Linked DNA regions of Homo sapiens: region 1 is linked to region 2. A link is a contact called in ENCODE Hi-C or POLR2A ChIA-PET data. All regions are on one chromosome and are shown on one strand. Each heading gives the region's core, a stretch centred on a gene start or an enhancer-like site at or near the end of the contact. The rest is flanking DNA. Distances are from core to core; before and after follow the strand shown. Region 1 has its middle 17 kb from the start of AOAH. Region 2 overlaps ELMO1 (engulfment and cell motility 1).

Region 1 (3,840 bases), core at 503-3,002, 200 kb after region 2:
TTTTGAATGGAATGGTTAATAAGTGTATCAGTTTCCAATTGCTGCTGTAACAAATCACAACAAACTTAGTAACTTCAAGAAATACAAACTTACTATCTTATAGTTCTGGAGGTTAGAAACACAAAATGGGACTTGCAGGCTAAAATCAAAGCGTGGGCAGAGCTGTACTCCTTTTGCAGGCTCTGGGAGAGAATCCGTCTCCTTGCCTTTCCAGCTTTCAGAGGCTGCCTTTGTTCCCGGCACATACTCACTTCCCCTTATTGCTCCAACCCCTGTTTTCATGATCAGGTCGCCTACTCTTACTTTGAACTTTCTGCCTTATGATTATGTAGATCCTTATGATTATATAGGGCCTATCCAGACAGTACAGGATAATCTCCTTATTTCAATATCCGTACTATTCTAAACAGCTGCACAATCTCTTGTTATGTAAAGTAATATATTCACAGATTCCAGGATTAGGACATAAACTTCTCTTGGGGGTGATTATACAGGCTACCACATTAGCAAGTGAATTTCACAAACAAAGAATTTCATAACTAATGTCACCACTTTACTGTCTAGAATCACTGCTCCTCAGCAGGGGAAATGGAGGCAGCCCACACTGGTGAGCATCCACCTGTTCTTCTCTGAATGGCCAAGATGTGGTAGTCAGCAGATTTTGCAAAAGGCAAAAAGAGGAACACAAACTTATACAAAAGGGCATATTCAAACATGTAAAGTGAATGTACAAGGGAACTTTGGCTTTATTCCCACAACTGGAAAGAAGAAATGAAAGCCAGTACATGGTATCTGGCTTGAAGAGAGGAAACCAGGCCTGGGCTGGGGTTTCCCACACATCATCTTGTGCCAGCAGCCCAGCGCAAGGACTGATGTTCACTCCAATGACCTTGCTCAAGGGGAAGAGCTTGTATCATGATGATAATAAAAAAACAGGTGTCCCCAAGGTTTTCACGCAATATCTCAATCTAAGGGGCTAAAATTAAAGAGGAAAACTTCATTTCACAGAAATTTCACATATGTGGAATTCAGAGTAAGAAGTTGAGAAAAGTAAGAGCTTCCAGACCAGGGGTCCTTGGGCCTGGGATCCATGAAAATAAACAAGTTAGTTTCAGGGGTCTGTGATTTTTGTAAATTCATGTGTAAATGTTAGTGTGCTTGCATTAGCTGCTTTTTTTTCTGGAAAGAGGATCCATAGCTTTCATCAGATTCTCAAAGGGGTCTGTGACACCATAAAATATAAGATTCTTTTTTGGATTATTTTGAGACAGGGTCCCACTGTCACCCACGCTGGAGTGCAATGGTGTGATTACGGCTCCTTGCAGCCTTGACCTCCCAGGCTCAAGCCATCCTTCCACCTCAGCCTCCTGAGTAACTGGGACTTACAGGCACATGCCACCACACCTGGCTAATTTTTAAATTTGTTGTAGAGACAGGGTCTCCCTGTGCTGCTCAGACTGGTTTCAAACTCCTGGGCTCAAGCGATCCTCCCACCTCTGCCTCCCAAAGTGCTGGGATTACGGGTGTGAACCACTACAACCAGCCTAAGATTCTTTACATAAGGTGGTCAATTAGGAACAGATAAAAAAAGCCTCATGTCATTAATTTCCTGATGCAAGAAGTTGTTTCCTTTTATCTATGGAATATGCTTAAAGTCAGTATAGGGACCAGCACATGTACAAGCGTGAGAGCCCAGCCTCAGCTACTCCTCAAAGGGCACTGTAACACAAAGAAAAGCAGCTTCCTACTTTACAGGAATAGTAGGTTTGTGAGTTTCCCAACAAAGGGCTTTGCATATCGGTGCCAGCTCTGATCGTGTGGGTGAATAATAACAAAAAGCAAAGCAATTTAACCATATTGAAATAAACTAATTTGCCATATGGCACAAGTCAACAGTGAGGGCAGAAATCTTTACAAATTTTCTTAATCTCCATGTCTACAACAGTGCTTGACTGTAGGTGATCAATAGTAGCTGATTAATAGACAAGTATTGAATGAATTAATTAATGAAGAGTTTTCTAGAACCCTATGAAGACTGTGGATCCGCTTAATATAGGCTGACTTTATAATTTCTTTTACCATTAATAAGAAATATGGCTGAGCGCAGTGGCCCATGCCTGTAATTCCAGCACTTTGGGAGGCTAAGGCTGGTGGATCATCTGAGGTCAGGAGTTCGAGACCAGTCTGGCCAATATGGCGAAACCTCATGTCTACTAAAAATATAAAAATTCGCCAGGCATGGTGGCTCATGCCTGTAATCCCAGCTACTAGGGAGGCTGAGGCAGGAGAATTGCTTGAACCAAGAGGCAGAGGTTGCAGTGAGCCAAGATCGTGCCACTGTACTCCAGCCTGGGTGACAGGGCAAGACTCTGTCTCAAAAAAAAAAAAAAAAAGAAAAGAAAAAAGAAAAAAAGAAATATGTATGATTTTGTGTAAAAGCCACATATTGGCATTGAACAGAAAATTCTAACAATTTCATTTATAATTGTTGTAACAGGTCACTGAAACATTTTTACTTTTATCAATGCACTATTTCCTTATATTTATGTTAAAAATTCACGTATGAGAGAAAATGGAGAGGAAAGGCCACTACCAGATTATTTCCATCCATATCATATAATTTAAGACCTATGACTCCATGGACATAAAAGACCTAAGTTTCAGAGCTGACAGTGACAGGATGAAAGGTTTCTGTTTCTGTTGATTGAGAATGAACTATTTTCCTGCATGGTGGAATTCAAGCACATTATTCGTGGGTGCCATGCACTTACTGTCTTGTTCTTGGTGTGGCCTGTGTAAGCCCCTGAATCAGTTCTACATGCGCACCTTGAGGCAGCCCACCAAACAATAGCCTTTAAATAGGTCTGTTTTAGAGTCTGAGCAATTTCTCAATCAAAGAGTGGAAGGAAAGCTTCTGAATCTGAAATTAAGACTTTTTATATCATGACCTGTAGCCATGAGGTTTTCTGACCCCTCCAAGGGGGAACGCTCATCAGGGTTTTTGAAGCAAGGTGCTGGCTGGTTGCTTTACCTGCTAGGTTTGCGGAGAGACAACTTCATATGAGCCATGTTACAGGAAACACCTGGCTAGATGATCCCATTGTCTTTTGGCTTGAACTCTGCGAGAGCAGAGGCACTGGACAGGGCAGTGAGAAGGTGGTCGTTCTGGAGGAGCTAAACCACTTCTGAGTGTATTCCAGCAAAGCAGTGAATGCCAGGGGAGCGGATGGTCTAGCAAATGGCCTGCAAGAGTCTGGTTCCAGGAGAAGACCCAGGGATGAGGTCTGAAGGCAGAGTCGCTCTGGGTCAGAGCAAACTGGGCAGGTGGAACAGGTACTAGTGACTCTAGGTCATACCCAAGGCACCAGCTAATTTTTTAGGTATTAATACAGGCATCACAAGCATTTGCATTTTTTTCCAGGAGACAGGAAAAGGCATTGGAATGATTCAAAACTCTGGTTCTATCCTAGAGTGACTTCGAGCTGGGTACATTCTAACTTAGATGGCCTCAGCTGCAAAGCCAACTGGACTCCAGCCTTGCAGACCAGTGAGGATGGAAATGATTGCAAAACCAAGATGGACGATGTTGAGATGGACTCAACCCTGCTATTGAGATTGGCCCTTACAGGGGAGGATATTTGGTCTAGCGTTCAGAGTCTAAAGGCACAGAGTGAGAATTTATTTCAGGCAGATATCAATAACCCCGAAGGCCCAGTCCAGCTGGTAGGGCATACCTGAGATGCAGGCAACGGGTAACATGCAAAGTCAGGTGCACAGTGGGATGTGGTTTGAGAGATTAGTGCCCCTCCCCAGTGAGATTTCCACAGCCATCTGTGGGAT
Region 2 (3,723 bases), core at 87-2,586:
GAATAATGAAGTAATGATGGTACCACACCCAGAGCAAACTTGTGGCGTTTTCTTTAGCCTTATCCCCGGAGAGTAGAGCAAAGCTGCCGTGAGTCAGCAGGCGTTGGAAAGGACAGCAAATACACTTGCTATTGCCCTGGGTTCGCAGAGTGAATTCAGGACCCTTTATTCCCACTTCAAGGCAACCAGTCACTGCTAGCATAGGCTCCTTTGCTTTTCTGGTGGGGCAGCCCCTTCTAGCTCTAATTCTACATTAAGAAGGTGTACTAGTGTTTTAGAGCTTTGGGCCTTTTCTCCCAAATCTTGTCTCCATGTATGAGGGCCTATGTTTTCACTAAGGGCTGGGAACACTTCCTAGGCTGGGCTACATCCACTCCATTGTGCTTCCCAATTACTTTCTATACAACTGGCTTCCAGCAGGCAACAAATCAATGTCTGTGAAGTCCCGTTGACTTCAAGGAGCTCCGGTCATCAGAGAAACTGATCTCCTCATTGGGGAAGAGACCAGTGACATGCTTCATGAGTAAAATTACAGCTTGATATTCACCAGTAGAACTTAGCAAGATGCTCAGCAGAGAAAATAATGAATCATCTTTTGCTAAGCCTGTGAGAAGGATAGAAAATATTATACGGGAGGTCCCAGGAGTAGAGTGAAAATCATGTGGGCTTTGAAATCAAGCAGACTTTAGTTTGAATCGTGCACTCCTTCGTGTGAGCTGGTGGACTTTGGTCAAGTTTGAGTCTCTTTGAATCTCAACTTCTCCATTTTAAAAATACAGATGGTGATAATTGGATTCTCAGGATTGTCGTGCCCAAGAAGCAGCCTAGTGTCAGGTGGCAAGCAGGGATTCTGGAGCCACATTGCCAAGTTCAGATTCCTGCTCTGACATTTACTAGCTGAGTCATCTGCAGCAAATTACTTAGCCTTTCTATGTTCATGTCCTTATGTTTAAAATAGGGAAAGTTGCCATGAGGAATAGTTAATCTATGTAACGTTCTAAGATCACTGTGAAGCACATAAGAGCTGCATGTGTTCTTGTGGCAATACCAGGTGGCATTGAGCAGAGATGCCCCACCTGTGGTACTCCCCACCTCCATCTTGCTCTCTTACTCTCCCTGTTCTTTTCTTGATCATTTTTATGTTTCCTGATCATTTTTTAAATGTGAAACCAGCCCTATTGTTGTGATTTTCCTAAAGGATTGTGCAGACCCTGTCTAGTGTATATCCACCCTCAGAGCAGAAGTTAGCATGACTTTCATGGAAAGCCAGGAAGGGAGCTCTCGAGGAAAAAGATGAGTGTTGTTATTCAGAACTGGGGTTAAGGTTTCATTTCCTTTTTGTTATGAAAATATGTTCTGCAATTGAAAACAAAAGTGCAAAGCGTTCTGAAAACTAAAAGTAATATACATGTTTCTTGAGTAAGGAGTGAATGAACTATTTAGAGGCATATAATACACTTCACTTATTCGAAGCATTAAATATTCCAGTTACTCATTCATTCAAACTTTCTTACGTAGCAGTTGTACATGGTTCTATGCCAGATTCTGGGGATAGAAATAGGAACAGGACAGTCCTTATCCCCCAAAACTCCAATCAAATTGTCTATGAATGAAATTGGTGATCAAGCAGTTGAACAAAGAGCCTCTCATGACTGAAGATCTAAAATGCCAACAGAGAGCACAGAGACAAGGAGAGGCCAGTGGCCCTTTTGTTAGGATGAGTGTGGCAGCTTAGCTGAGGCAGAGCTTACAAAAGGTAGGGGAAAGGGAAGACTGGATTTATATAAACACCGTGTTACTCTGAATTTTTTACGCATAAAAGAAAAGGTATTGTTGACAGTCACAGAACTGCATAACCATAGTAGATAAGGGATACTGAACGTACACAGTGGAAGGACTTTAATGAATGTGTCGCCTGCTCATTTGCATGTTCACCCACCTCGACCCGCTGCAGTGGCCAGCGTTGTCCCCAGTGTACAGATGTGGGAACTGGAGCTCAAAGGGAATGAGGCAGTAGCCCTCACCATGAGCACCTCTGAGGTAGGACCCAGGTTCCGCAGGTAGTCTGTGTCACACTGAACTGTCCCACATGCCAGCCTGCCGTGACCATGATCTGAAGGTGGCTGGTCATGGTGATTTTTGCTGCATGAGAATTCTGGAAGCTGTCAGTGGCGTGCTGTCAGGACTGCCTTTTTCCTTCCAGATCCTTGGACATCTTTTCTTCTCTTTCCTGCGAGCATCTTATCAGTTACTGAGAAAGGCCTTTCTGTACTGTGTATTCATTTTCTTGGGAAGTGTTCATTATAAGTGTAGATTTTTTACAGAGCCTAAAAAATTTCCTGGCTAGGGCACTAAATCTAATTAGCATGCAAAGCTGTGTATGATCTCATGTTATCATTCCTTCAAGCCAGAACACAGTGAACCCACCATCAAAGCAAGTGCTTTCTTAAAGGTAAACTATGCCATTTGTCCAGATTTATTCCCTCTCCATGCAAATCTATGGTTTTTATGTGACTAAAGATAATCTGTTGTCTACGCCAAAGAAAACGTCCTCTTCATTTCCCTCCTGAAATCCCCATCCATGTCATAAGCCTCCTCAGAGGGTGGCAGCACCCACCTGTCTCCTGAGACAGAGAAAATGTTGCTTTTAAGCCTCACTACAATTTGAGGGTTGTCACTTGTAATTACTTTATATTTCTATTTTAAGCATTGTTGACATGCTCTGGTAAATCATTTTGTTTTTCTAGATATAGCTGAGGGATCTTAGAAGTAAGTAATGTGCAGCTGCGCTTCCTGATAGAAGAGGAAAGACGTTCTAGATATGGCAGAGAGGGGGATGCCTCCTTAGTGAGTCAGGGTTGGGTGCCTCCCAGTGGCCTTTACTATTCTTTGATCCACATCCGCCAGGTTGTGAAGCAGCTACCTGGAGGTCTGGACTGACAGGGGAGTGCTTTGGACTATTGTACCTTGAAAAAAATTGTCTGTGTATAGCCATTGGTGAAATGATGATTGTATAGTCCATTGGTTTTATGTAAATTACAAATTAATGTTAACCTCTACCTCTAAAACTCTTGCTCCCTGGAAATCATTCAGCACGAAGCTAAGGTGATGCTAGCTTACTAACACGATTTCAAATCCAAGGCACCTGGGGTGGAGTAAGCAGAAAGGCTTAGGAAGCAGAATTCAAGTCCTGCCACTTCCCAGGTGTGTGATCTGAGGCAAATTGATTTACATCTCTGAGCATCAGTTTGCTCATCTGTGAAACCAGAGGAATGAGGCCCCCCTCTCAGGATGTTTTGTAGAGTGAATGCAGTATCTTCCAAATGGAGAAGATGAGTTCAATCCTTTGAAAGTACATGTTTGGCCATTTGCCCAGGACTGGTCACAAGACTGAAGCCATGGAACTTCTTCCTAGAGATCCAAATTATTAGGTTTGGCATTCTATTCTAATGGCCCTTTAGCAATGCCATGTCAAATGCTCAAAGTGACAATTTCTAAAGGGAACTGAGAAATTCATAGGTGTTATGCTAGGAGATAAAAGGCCTCACATGACCAAATGTTTGTGAAATGCTAGGTTTAAGAAGGTGAACAGATTTAACTTGTAGATGTTAATATGTTTGTAGATAAGAGATGGAGTTTCTCAAAACATTACATCATAGAATCCTTTCCTTTATCTCATACTCCCTTTCTTTCTTCTGCCCCACCCAACACATCGTGGAACCT

The links. Hi-C counts contacts between places; a loop is a spot of excess contacts on that map. ChIA-PET counts read pairs that join two places held with the same protein, here RNA polymerase II (POLR2A). Pooled maps may share reads with other maps.
Region 1: a pooled map shows a loop between it and region 2 (2.4-fold over the local background). The contact joins two enhancer-like sites. A Hi-C loop is called at or near these places in 1 of 168 maps with a recorded cell type or tissue (GM12878), 12 of 37 single-sample maps with no recorded cell type and 5 of 50 pooled maps. POLR2A ChIA-PET finds 5 or more read pairs at or near these places in 1 of 52 experiments (K562).

The regions. Positions count from the first base shown.
Region 1 is chr7:36,739,968-36,743,807 of GRCh38, reverse strand. No RefSeq gene overlaps it. Among named protein-coding and RNA genes, the nearest start is that of AOAH, 17 kb to the right of the region's middle. Within about 2 kb of position 1,752, at least 3 of the 41 ENCODE cell types and tissues checked have a DNase peak (open chromatin) inside an H3K27ac peak, as active enhancers do.
Region 2 is chr7:36,941,389-36,945,111 of GRCh38, reverse strand. All of the region lies in intron 16 of ELMO1 (engulfment and cell motility 1), which reads left to right. Among named protein-coding and RNA genes, the nearest start is that of MIR1200, 24 kb to the right of the region's middle. RefSeq lists an enhancer at 2,012-2,081. Within about 2 kb of position 1,336, at least 3 of the 41 ENCODE cell types and tissues checked have a DNase peak (open chromatin) inside an H3K27ac peak, as active enhancers do.